Regions from separate parts of the Homo sapiens genome. Here region 1 is linked to region 2. Evidence: chromatin contacts called from ENCODE Hi-C data. All regions are on one chromosome and are shown on one strand. The core of a region is the stretch at or near the end of the contact, and the rest is flanking DNA. Distances in the headings are between cores, read along the strand shown. Region 1 has its middle 22 kb from the start of MIR4642. Region 2 holds the start of SPATS1 (spermatogenesis associated serine rich 1).

What was found. A loop is a pair of places that touch in the nucleus more often than their neighbours do. Pooled maps may share reads with other maps.
Region 1: a loop to region 2 is called in a map of K562, with 3 times the contacts of the local background. The contact joins the enhancer-like site here to the promoter of SPATS1 in region 2. A Hi-C loop is called at or near these places in 2 of 168 maps with a recorded cell type or tissue (K562 and mammary epithelial cell), 1 of 37 single-sample maps with no recorded cell type and 11 of 50 pooled maps.

Annotation. Positions count from the first base shown.
Region 1 is chr6:44,454,022-44,460,839 of GRCh38, reverse strand. No RefSeq gene overlaps it. Among named protein-coding and RNA genes, the nearest start is that of MIR4642, 22 kb to the right of the region's middle. RefSeq lists a silencer at 4,301-4,410. Within about 2 kb of position 3,984, at least 3 of the 41 ENCODE cell types and tissues checked have a DNase peak (open chromatin) inside an H3K27ac peak, as active enhancers do.
Region 2 is chr6:44,339,183-44,345,716 of GRCh38, reverse strand. It overlaps SPATS1 (spermatogenesis associated serine rich 1), which reads right to left and starts at 3,067. Exons shown (of 9, transcript NM_001372081.1): 1 at 2,949-3,067; 2 at 2,483-2,621. The coding sequence starts at 2,621.

The DNA.
Region 1 (6,818 bases), core at 2,735-5,234, 110 kb before region 2:
CAGGGCATGTTTTGAGAAGGCTTTTTTCACTGGTTGCAAATAACGGACAAATTGTTAATATCATGAGTGATCGAAGGAAGGGCCAGTTGCTGCCTTCAGAACAGGAAGACCTCTGCAGGGAGGAGAATATTAATCAAGCCATCTGGAGAGCAGAGGACAGCCAGGAGAAAAACAAGCTTCTCCTTCATCATGTATAGGCAGCTCCTGGGTGAGGCTCCAACAGTGTTTCCCAAACTTCCATGTGCATGCACACCACCTGCATTAAAAGGCAAATTCCCGTTCAGCAGAGCTGGATGATGCTGACACCATGGCCCATAGTGACGCTGCAGGCCTCGATGCCCTGAAGTTCACAGTGTCCACATCTTCCAGCCCTGACTCTCGAGTCTACCCTGCCTGCTGAAGGCTAGCTTCTCTTGAAATGAGCATCTTGAAGCCTGTCTCCTTCTAGGAATTCAGCTCCGCTTTATAAACTCACCTGCTGCAACTACCAATCTGCAGATCTCCAGGAAGTTTCCAGAACCCATCCAAATTTATAGGATAGGGCTGGGCATGGTGGCTTATACCTGTAATCCCAGTGCTTTGGGAGGCTGAGGCCAGGAGTTCAAGACCAACATAGGCAATATAGCAAGACCCCATGTCTACAAAAAAATTAAAAATTAGCCAGGTGTGGTGGTGCACGCCTGCAGTTCCAGCTACTTCCCAGGCTGAGGAAGGAGGATTGCTTGAGCCCAGGAAGGTCGAGGCTGCAGCAAGCTATGATCATGCCACTGCAGCCTCGGTGACAGAGGGAGATCCATTCTCTAAAACAAACAAACAAACAAACAAACAAACTTGTAGTTCAGAAGCCCTGAGAGATTAGCTTTGGGAGATTTATATATACAGTCATCTTCCTGGATGCCCATGTAGGTGAGAAACCTGGAGGTCATCCCTGATGCTGCCTGTTCCTAACTCCCCACAAGTTGTTGCCCTCGCCTTAGTGCCTCTTAGACCTGTCAGCGTCTTGTTCACCACCACTGCTGCCCCCATGGCTCAGGTCTGCATTGCTCTCTGCTCACCTGTAAGCTGGCCTCCAGCAGTCTTTGCCCATGCTGACTCCTCCTCCTTACGCCTCTGCTGGAAACTCTCCTTGTCCTCTAAGTACAGTTTTCCACCATTTTTTTTTCAGCCTTTCATTTTGGCGCTAGCTGGAATGGTTTGGTTCCAAGTAACAGTAACCAATACAAGAGGCCAGGTGCGGTGGCTTATGCCTGTAATCCCAGCACTTTGGGAGGCCAAGGCCAGTGGATCACCTGAGGTCAGGAGTTCGAGACCAGACTGACCAATATGGTGAAACCCCCGTCTCTACTAAAAATACAAAATTAGCCAGGTGTGGTGGCACATGCCTGTAATCCCAGCTATTTGGGAGGCTGAGGCAGGAGAATGGCTCAAACCCAGGAGGTGGACATTGCCATGAGCCTAGATCACACCGCTGCACTCCAACATGGGCAACAAGAGCAAAACTCCATCTCAAAAAAGAAGAAACCAACACAAGTTAGCTGATGTGTAGGGGCTCTCGCAGGAACCAAGGGAGGTCTGCAGCTAGTTTTCAAGAAGATCCTGAAAGCAAGACTGAAGCCACTAGAATTCTCCCTAGGTCTCATCTCTGCCCCTTTCTGGAGACAGCTTTCTTTGTTCCTCTGTCCCCATGAGGAAACGTGGCAGCTCTTCTGCTCCTGGCTTTACACATTCATGCCACCATTAAGGGAAACTGAACTCTCTTTCAGCTCCAGATTCCCAGTAGAGAGGATTTTATTTGCCCAGATTAGGTCAAGAGTGTCAAATCAACTATGAAGAAATGGAAGAATAAAGAATTTTTGGGCCCTATTTCATTGTATGAAATTTTCATATAATGAAAATTTAGGGAAATAACTGATTGGAAATGAAGACATCAGGAAGGCTCCATGGAAGAAGTAGAGCTTACAGTATCTTTTAGGCACACACAAGGAAGCAGGGGGCCCGGTATCCCCATCACTCACTTGGCTTCACTACCTCCTGCATGTCCATCCCCACTGCCCCATATGGATCCATTACCGGCCTACCCACTGGAATTCTTGGTTGCAAGCCACAGAAACCACTACTGACCAGTCTCAGCACAAAGGGAGTTGATAGCTCACACTCTCTCAGGCAGGCCCAGAGAACCGGGCATGGTGGCTGTGTTGCCCGGAACAATGTCCAAAAGACACCCTGCAGAATCAGTCCTGTGCCCACTGGGTAGACACCCTGAGGCTCGCACCACCACCACCTCTGCCGGACATTCCTCCAGTGGTGATGGCTGTCTCTGAAACTGCATGCATGGGTCCTTCTGAGCTGGAAGGTGTGGATTCCACACAGCCTGGGCTCCTGTGCATCCCTGGTTCCTGAGCCAAAGTCCAGCAGCACCTGACTGGGGAGCTTTCACTGCCAGGAAGACGAGGAGAGCAAGTTTTCAGCTTCTATGGTAGGAAGCAAGGAGGGGATTCCACAAACGTACCAAGAGACTGTACATACTATGAGGCCGAAACGAATGATGAGCGTCAAGTCCAGCCCTGAAATCCTGAACTTCTCCCTGCCCTATCCACCCTAGGGAACCCACAGTGGCTGTTCACATCGCCATCCCTTTACTCATGCCTCAACCTAAATGAGCTTCTCTCCTCTTCTGCTGGTAAAAGCCCATCTGCCCTTTAGAACAACAAACGCAACCCCACATGCACCACCTGCCCAGTCCAGGCTGCAGCTCCCGCCTGTGTTCCATGGCCCATGACTCTTAGCTCTGTTTTACAACCTGCTACATGATATTGTCACCATGTTGCCACACCTGACCTCCCCTCCCCACCTGCGGAGCAGACCTAGTTCCTCTGAACCAGGAATCGCATCTTGTCTGTCTTCTGAATGCAGCGTCGGCAATCATGTGTGCCCTCTGCAAGTTACTGAATTGTATTGGGAAGGCATGGGGAACACTCCTTCTCCATTCCTCTGCTTTCTAAGAGAGGGGTTTTCCCTAAACTCTCCTGGCCTCCTGCCTAGAGACGTAGGAGTAACCAGACTGGCGGGTGACAGCCAAAAGCCAAGAGTCCCAGGCCTCTTTCTCCTTTTCTTCTCGTCCTAGACCAGAATGAGGCATCAGTCTGGGTGAAGGAGTCCACTCTGCAAATTCACCCTGGCCCATAAGGGGCAGCTCTGAGGCCCAACGGTGGTGGGCGCTCTAGGAAGCCACTGCTAGCATGAATCTAAGCCCTATCTGCTTTTATCAGTAACCATGTTGATTTTTCATCTGTTTCTTTCTTCTTGTTTCCTCCTCTCTCTTACTTAATTTAGTCTTTGGTAGGAAGGAAATGGGTGGAATTTGCCCTTTCAAACTTGATCTCCATCTATAAGAGGAAGACAATCGAGTACTGACACTTCTGTTTTGTGAGGATCATATCAGACAAGGAACAGGCGGGTTTAACCTCATCCCTAGTATGTCAGATGATTACTCAACACAAGCCATTAGAATTAGAGATACCTACAATGTTTGTTCTATGTACAGATCAGTCTCCAAAAACAACCTCCCTCTTAACCTCCAGATCCATATTTTCCAACACCTGCTTGACATTTCTACTAATAGCAAACCTTTCATCTTTTCTCCAAAATCAGTTTCTCATGCCCTTCTGTCAGAGGTATCATCATTGTCCATCAGAGACATATCCAGGCACCAACACCTTCCACTCTGCCTCCCCAAAGCTCTTGAATACACCCCGCTTCCTTCTCCATTACCCCACTCTCATCATCTGCTCGCAGACTCCTGCAATAACTTCTCACGGTCTTCCTGCCTCCGTCTCTCTTTTCTCCAAACCCATTACGGGCCCTGCCTACAGGTTAGTCTTCCGAGCACTGCTGGAGGCATTCAAAACAATCCCAGTAATCAGCTCCAAAGACGTGGCACTTTAAAGTCACGTCCCGGTGACTCATTGCCTCCTCCACACCCCTGGAGCCCCCACTAGGGCTGGACGCTCAGGCTTCAGCAGTAAATACGGTGAGCCCCACCCTACACGCTCAGTCTGTTTTCGGGAGGCTTAAATCCCAGGTCGAATGAACCTCTGTTTTTCAAAGAGCATTGGTTTAGTTTAGGTTTTTCCCTGCACTTATTTGCTATGGTTTTGTCATCAAGCAAAAGCATTGCTTTTGTTTCATAATCTGCTAGGGTTTTTAAGACCCGGTATTGTTTTGGAATTCATCTAGTTCAAAATAAATTTTTTTTTAAAAAAGCAAGTTTGCTTAAAAATAGTGATGACAGTTGAGAATGAACATGTTCTGCTTCTCGGATTTGAAGGTCAAAAAATCTTAACCCAGTTCTTGGTCCCTCGGTTAAAAGCCATTCCTCTGTTTAACCACCAGATGGCACTGGAGCCGCGGTGGGCTGGGCCAGCTGGCTCCAGAGTTTAGGACCACACCCCAAGAGGGCCTGGACAGAGAGGAGATGGGTGGAATTTGGAAGAGATGTCCCACCACTTCCTTAACCAACCATACAGGCATGTCACTTTTATTTTATTTTATTTTATTTTATTTTATTTTATTTTATTTTATTTTATTTTATTTTATTTTATTTTATTTTATTTATTTTATTTTATTTTATTTAAGACAGGGTCTTGCACTGCCAGTGATCTCAGCTCACTGCAACCTCCGCCTCCCAGGTTCAAGTAATTCTCCTGCCTCAGCCTCCTGAGTAGCTGGGACTTCAGGCGTGTGCCACCACACCCATCTAATTTTTGTATTTTGAGTAGAGACAGGGTTTCCCCACGTTGGCCAGGCTGATCTGGAACTCCTCGCCTCAAGTGACCTGCCCACTTCAGCCTCCCACCACGCCCAGCCAGCATGTCACTTTAGAACCGATTTTTATTAAAGACAAGAACAAATATTAATAATTGATTACCATCGAAGCAATAGTGGGAAAAAACCCCAAATATGTGATTTAGAAAATCCCAGTCTGTGGCTCACACAAGTCTGCATGTCATGATTCTCTTTAGTTCCACCTTCTTGTTCCATCTCACCCCCAGAAAATGACACCTTCTACAGAAGAAGCTGGAAAAAAAAATCCCTCTAGTTTACTGCCTGTCCCATCTGCATGCTTACCACTAAGATCCTGCCATCCCTGGGAGCTCAGTTCTCCAAGGCTCAATTCCCAAGGTGTAATCCCTGAAGCATTTAGTAACTGTTCATCCACATGGGCTCCTCCTAACTCAGCAAGCAGAGATGAGGTGGCTCGCTCCCGCCAAGCCTCTCGGTTCCCTGCCACTTGAACACTAAAATAAAACGTGACCTGGTGCCTGTAATCCCATCACTTTGGAAGGCCCAGGCCGGTGGATCACTTGAGGTCAGAAGCTCAAGACCACCCTGGACAACATGAGGAAACCCCTTCTCTACAAAAAATAATGTGGGCAGCTGCCATCCTCCTTTTTCTTCCACCAGATTTTCAGAACCAATTAAGAGAAGCTTGAGGGAAGACACTGGAAATTTCTATGGACGTTTGAAACTTCTAGCCTAGGCAGGGTGTGGTGGCTCACACCTATAATCCCAGCACTTTGGGAGACTGAGGCGGGAGAATCCTGTGAGGCCAGGAGTTCAAGACCAACCAGGGCAACACAGAGAGATCCTGTCACTACAAAAAAACTAACTTCTAGATTTCTCAAGCAAGCAAAGCCTACATCTGGGCAGGTTTTCTTGATCTCTCCTTCCTCAGATGAAGAGTTTTAAAACCCAAACTATAGTTGACAGACCTGACCATTTTTGTGGGGAAGCAGGAAGCTCACCTTGGAGTAATCAAATAACCATCTCCCACATATCCTTTCTTTTATAAATTTTGTGTTTAACATAGACAACGTGTTATGAAATACATGAAATACATATAGATAGTAAAAATCACTACTATAGTGAAGCAAGTTTGACATAGCCATCATCTCACAATTACCCTTCTTGTGTGGCAAGAGCAGCAAAAAGCTACCCATTTAGCAAAAATCCTGAGTACAATTCAGTATTAACTATAGTGCTCATATTGTACATTAGATGGCTAACTTGTCCATCCTACAGAGCTGCTACTTTGCATCCTTTGAATTAGAGCTCCACATTTCCTACTCCCCCAATCCCTGATAACCACCATTTTCATCTCTATGTGTTAGACTTTTTGTTTTTAGATTTCATGTGAGATGGTGCCATATTTTTCTGTGTCTGCCTTATTTCACTTAGCATAATGTCCTCCAAGTTCATCCATGTTACAGCACATGGCAGGATCTCCTTTTTTAAGGCAGAATATTACATCGTGTGTGTGCGCGTGCGTGTTTCCACATGAATCTGTCGATGGGCAGTTAGTTGTGCTTCTGTGTTTCCTATTGTGGATAATGCTGCAATGAACATGAGAGACCAGATATCTTTATGAAGCAGTGATTGCATTTCCTGTGAGTGTATACCCAGAAGAGGGATTGCTGAGTCATATGGTAGGTTTACCTTTTACTTTTTTAGGAACCTCTGTACTGTTTTCCATAATGGCTGCACTAATCTACACTCCCACCAACAGCATACAAGGATTCACTTTCTCCACACCTTCTAGTTCCACCTCACCCCCAGGCTGGTCTCAAACTCCTGACCTCAAGTGATTTTCCCACTACAGGCTCCCAAAACACTTGGATTACCGGCATGGGCCACCACACCAGCCAGAATATGTTATTTTAAAAATCGTTAAGGGAGACAAAATATATCTAGAATTCATTAAGTGGAAGTGGATCATCATGAAGGTCTTCATCTGCATCATCTTCACATTGAGTGGGCCG
Region 2 (6,534 bases), core at 1,818-4,317:
ATCAAGGCCAAAGATGTCCTCTATGTCAATAATTGCATGTGAGTTCTGAGGTATTTACAGTAAGATTTACTTATGGTAATTTTTGGCCATAGGTTTTAACAGTGGCTGCCTTTCATAGCATGTAAACATTTTAGTTGTATATTGCCACTATAGGACTTGAGAGTTCACCCAAGCAAGAATTGGTTGGCTCTATGGATGGTATCAGAGAGGGTCCTTTCCCAAGCTTTTTGTTTGTGTTAGGAACAAAATGTAAATGTACTGCATTTCCCTAAGCAGCGAGCAGTGAAACACACCTAAAACTTTAGCACACTTCCTTGCTTGCTTGAAAAGTTTTGTGGCAGCAGCACTCTAGAAAGTGGCCTGTGGCCACTATAATGGGGAAAGCTTGTCTGATGGACAAGGATGGGAAGAGCAATCTCTTGCTAAACTGGCAAACAGCACACTCTCTAGATCAAGCTGACTACGGCATCTTCCTGAGAGTAACTCAACCTCAAACTTGAGCTGGAGACACTTAAACATGTTCTCAAGATGCCTCCCCGCCCCTCCCCTGGTAAAAGAAGATTAGCTGGAAGAGAAGCTGGAATTGCAAGCCTGAACACTTACTAATACTGACGCTAATACTAATACTGATGCTCCCACTGCATAGAGTACCATCCAGCTACTCTGAGCAAGTCAATTACTTCTCCACGCCCAGCTCCCAGTGGCTGCCCTCTCCCCCATCTAGCTCAGAAGGCTGTGGGGAGACAAACACACTAAGGAGATACACCCTGCTTGAAAGTTTCACCATTTATCATGAAAATTGTTATTCAAGCGCAATAAATGTCAAGTAAGCCAGAAGTCAGAAAATTCTAACAAGTTTCTAAAACACTGCAAAATTAAGAAGAAATGATGTAATTAAAGGCCAAGAGAAGGTTCTGGTAACCAGAAAGGAATTCAAGGGAAAAAAGAGAATTTGGAAGAAAGTCTGTTTCTTTATTGCCATCTGTGGAATTCAGGATAATTATTTCCATTTTTTTAGGCAGGAATAACACCTTACATAACCAAAGCACTTTCATATGTTTGTCATCTCAGCTGATTGTCATAATAGCTCTGTCTGGCAGGGAGAAAAATAATACATCAAGCCATGTTTGTTTAACATGGATACTCATTTAACCAAACACTATTTCCCACCCCTGCTTATCTGCTTCACAAGGGGCCTAAGGATCAAGGACAGAAGTTTTTAACCCGTTTTTTGATTCTATCCTCTCCCCCATGAGCAGTAATGAAAGCAATCGGTTCTCTGATGGAAAAATGCACACACACACACACACACACACACACACACACGTATCTTCAATTGGTTTGTGGAGCCCCTTCCTTGCTGAAATCCATAGACTCCATGTTAAGCTAAACTCAGATGTATTCTCCTGAATAGACTCACCTACACAGCAGGAAAGGACACCATGGGTCTTTCATTAATGTGGTCTGGGACCTGGTACCCTTCTGCTACCCCTAACTCGAAAACATGGATCCTCCCTAGGACATCCTTAAAACAGCAGCTTCTTCCTTTACCCCAAACTGGAAACTGCAGGAAGGTCTGGAGCTTAAAGTTAGAATCCCAGAACCCTTTTCTCCTTGCTGTTGCAGACACACTTGGACAATTAATAGCTCTAACTCCTCCAGCTCCTCCTTCTCTACGGTCCTAGCTTATATTAATAGCTGGGTGGAATGAGTTGTACCTCCCTCCTTTCTCCCCACTGTGAAGGAGAATGAGGAGATCACACACCCAGAATACAGAAGACCAGGGAGAAAGCTAAGATCTGATCCCGCAAAGTCTGGATATTTCACAACCCCTTTTTGCAGCACTCAGGCCACTCACCCATAACAGGTAAATGAGAACTTGAGCGCAGGCGCACTCTGAGCTTTTCTGGGAGACTGTGGCTGTTCAGCGCCATGACACTGTTCTCCAAAGGCAAACGTGCCCCCAAATACCCTCCTCGGCCTTAACCAATTATGGAGCTACCAGCCATTATTTAATTTTTAGAGTGTTCATAATTCTCACCTGAACTGTCCCATCCAATAAACAATGACACAAACCTACTAATATCTGAGCAAAGGAAAGATGAAAGGACACAGGCTCGAAAGTATGGCAGACTCATGTCAAATCCCAGGCTCATGTCAAATCCCAGGCTCACCTTTTATTAACCCAAGCACTGGGCAGGTCAAATCTCTGGCTCCCTTTACTCATAGGTAATATACTTCTCCACTGCTGTGAGATCCAGTGAGGTAATTTATGAGACTCTCTGCTTTGGTGGTGCTCTCTGCCTAATCAAATCTTGGGTTAGCACAAACATAAGCTACTATTCAAGCAGCTCTTTTTACATGCCCCCAAACTAGCTTCCTTCTAAACTTCAAATGGTGCCCCCCACCTGCCCCCGCCCCCGGGTGTAGTATACTTGGATGTGGCCACCAACTCCACAGCCTGGATTTCTTAGAACTCAACTGTAGGTCCTCTCCACCTCGGTCATGCCAGAGTCCCTTTTTTCTGGAACCTTCTCCAGCTGTCTGCCGCAGGTCGTGCTTGAGATGGAGGGGAGACGGCAGCCCCGTGGACTGTTTCCAGTGAGCATGGATGGACTCATCTGTGCCCATGATGATTTTAAATATTAGAAGCAACCCAGAGACAAAGAAAGTCCCTCGTAAGAAAGGTATCAGTCAAAACAAACAAATTCCACAAGCCACCGAAAGTCAGGAGGGCAGGACTGGCCTCTAAACGGGAGCCTTACTCCCTCCACCTGGGCGTTTCGTGGTTTGGAAGCCCTGGGAGCCCCAGCGAGTCCGCCCCCAGCCCGAACCAGGCTCGCTGCAGCCCCCATCCAGCTCAAGGTGCTCCTTCTTTTCCACCTCGGGGTCTTCCCACCCCCTTCCCCAGGGGAGGCCCGGGTCTGTGCTCAGAGGCCTCCACGGACCAACGAACCAACTGGCAACTGAACTGCCGAACGCACGCCGCACGCCGAGGCCTGAGAACCGAGAGCCTAGGGCAAAAGGGACACCGCAGCCGCCTGCTTCTCCCACAGAGGCGCGTTCCGGGGTTGCCGGGACACCGGCTCCAGTAACGCGGCGCGCAGCGTCCTGCCTGGCTCGGCTGCCGGCCCCCCTGTCTGTCACCCCCCGGCTCTCTGGCCATTGGTACAGGATGGAGGCTCCTGAGAGGTACGGAGCAAGGAGCTCCAGCCATGGCCCGGCGTCACAGGCAAGGACCGCTGCAAAAGCCACTTTGTGATTTTGGACTTTTTTTTTTTTTTTAAGAGTTGTGGTTCTTTTCCAGGCAATTTTCATTATTAGAACTGTAGGCTCTGGTAGCAGTGAAAGATGCGCCCTCCACAAAGCTTGCAGATGCCTGGTTATAATTGGCGTTGATTAGACAGGATCCACCTACCACTTACAGAGCGCCTTTTCTGGGCCAGGCGCCCTGGTGGATATTATCTTCCTTAAACAGCCAGCTGCGTTTTTCAAAATAGAAAACCAAATTTTAGCAAAGGCTTGCGCAAGGTCACCCAGAAAACAGATTCATTTCTAAGTTTCCTCATTCCAAATCCACCACTCTTTCCATCATATTGACTTAAATTTGTCTTCCTCATCCTTTCCAGTATCTAATAAATCTTGCATAGAAAGCTTTTCTCCAAGTCTAGTTTAAGTCCCTAAATTCGTGTTTAGACCAAGTTTTCCCTTCTTTTGTTACTGATTATAAGAGAAATAAATGGTCATTATAGAAATATTGGAAAATATGGAAAAGTATTATTAATATCCATGATCTCACCATACAGAAGTTAAATACTTTTTTCCTGGATAGCTATTGCTATATAACAAATCACCCTCAAACTCTGTTGTTTTAAACAACAACATTCATTTTTAATTTCTGATCCTGGTCGTTGGCTAGGCTAAGCTAGGCTGTTCATGCTTGGGGTCTCTCACAGGGTCTCAGTCAGAGGTCACAGAGGAGCTTCCTCACTCATGTGTCTGGTGATTGATGCTGGTTGTCAGTTGAGGTCAGCAGGGTTAGCGCCAGTTCACCCATGTGTGGCGTTTCCATGTGCTTTCTCACACCAGTGTCTGAGTTTCCAACGTGAGCATCCCAGGAGGACCAGGCAGAAGTTGTATTGCCTCCATAGTCACAAATGCATGGAGAGGGAACTTAGATCACACCTCTCCATCATGGTCATACTGTATGAAGAGCACAGGGGACAGGGGATCTTGTGGCCCTCCTAGAAAATACAATCTCCCCTACTGATATTTAGGGGTTATTCCTTGTCCTTTTTCTATGCACATGTATGTCATATACCCCTAGTGATTTACACCCCTGCTGATATTTAGGGGCTCCTTCCTCTCTACCCTTTTTCTGTGCACAAATATGTTAACATATTATAGATAGATAGATAGATAGATAGATAGATAGATAGATAGATAGATATAGATATAGATATCTCTTGTATTGGGCTTTTAAAATTTAAGATTATAGTTGATGGCTGGGGCTGTGGCTCACGCCCATAATCCCATAATCCCAGCACTTTGGGAGGCCGAGGTGGGTGGATCACTTGAGATCAGGAGTTCAAGACCAGCCTGGCCGTCATGATGAAACCCGTCTCTACTAAAAATACAAAAAAAAAAAAATTAGCCAGGCGTGGTGGCAGGCACCTGTAATCCCAGTTATTTGGGGTGCTGAAGGAGAACTGCTTGAACCCGGGGGGCAGAGGTTGCAGTGAACTGAGATCATGCCACTGCACTCCATCCTGGACAAGAGAGTGAGACTCCATCTCAAAAAAAAAAAAAAAAAGTTGGCCCTCCATATCTGAGGGTTTTGGATCCACAGATATGACCAACTACAGATTAAAAATATTCAAAAAATATATAAAAATTTAAAATAATACAGATAAAAACAGCAAAGTATAGCAACAATTTACATAGCATTTACATTGCTTTAGGTATTATAAATAATCTAGGGATGATTTGAAGTACCGTACAGGAGGATTTGCATAAGTTATATGCAAATACTATGCCATTTTGTAAAAGGGACTTGAACATCCTTGATATGCTCAAGATTTTGGTGTGGGAGGGGAGTCCTAGAACAAATCCCCCAGGGATACAGAAGGATGGCTGCATATCCTGAGCATTTCCCCTTATTGAAGTTAAAAAAACATGTTATCTCTTTATCCCACGGTAGGAGAGGTAACAGTTATTTAATAGAAATGTTAGCTGGGCAACAGCATAGTTAGTTATTAATGGCTTGACTCAAGAGGCTGCCTCACCAGGAAGGCAGAGATTTTTGTCTATTTTGTCCACTGCTGTATGCCAAGCAACTAGCACAGTGCCTGGCACATATAAATGCTCAATAACCATTTATTTAATGAATGAATAAATGAGTGAGTGGGTGGGTGGGTGGATGGATGATTACAATGGTCTGAGCTGAGCCCCTCCCTCTCTTGCTTGCATCCTCCTAGGAGGAAAGAGTCCAGGTTTCTAACCTGAACCACCAGGTTCCAAGACATCAAGATCTATCTGTTGGTCAGGTGATTTTGCAAGGCAGGCGAGTGAATCACAGAAGGGAAACTTTCTCATCCTTAGTGAGTCCTGTGAACTGTGACTCACAAGCCTTCCCTTACTCTGCAGCTTAAAACCTCCCAGGCCACCTTGCCCTCACTCCTTGGGCAAGTTTTAGATGCCTGTCGCACCAGGCCTGCCCTGGCAGCTGTGCCCAAGGTTTGGCGAGGCACTGGAGCCAGCTAAAGTGTTCTCAAGGCCGTGGAGCTGCCTCTGATCAGCTTGGCCCCAACGCACAGCCAGTGTTTTCCCAGGATTGGCACCTGAAGCTTCCTGTGCACAGCAGCCCCACAACCAGAGTTCAGCAGCAGAGGCGAGGGGAGGATGCTAGATGTCCCCAGAAGACTGAGGTTCCTGAAGGTCCCAGAAAATCTTGCCTGTATAGCCGGGAGGGTGAGCACAGTTGGGCAAGAAGAAGGCCTTCCTCAGTGTTCCCTTGCCGTCCCCTGTCTGAGCACCCCAAACCAAGCCCAGCCTGGAGGTTACTGCAGCACCTGTGCAGGAACATGGAGGCCTGATGCAGGGAGGGGCGGTGGTCCCAGGTCCTTAAGGTCAACTCAACTGTTTCTCCAGCTTTAGGGCCCTCCTTTCAGCTTTACAGTCCGGGATCCTGATGTTCCACAAGCCTGGCTCTCCTGGGTCTGAATGAGCTCAGGAAACCTGGGGCTCCAGGCCAACACAAACACGCACAGGGTTTACGTGTGAAGTTTTCCACTGAACTATATAAAATTTCTGGTTATGTAGGTGAAACATAGTTGCATATCAGCAAATTTATGTTATTCAACTTAATCATGAAGGACAAATACTTCTAGCAGGTTTCATGGTGAGGCCAGAGGAGGGTGGGCTGAACTTTAACCCCCTCCCTTCCCCTTTGCTCCTTCTCCCTGAAGGACCCCACTTCGCTTTCAGTAGCTGGGAGCTTGTCTCTGGGAAGGAATGATAGACAGTGAGGCGGGG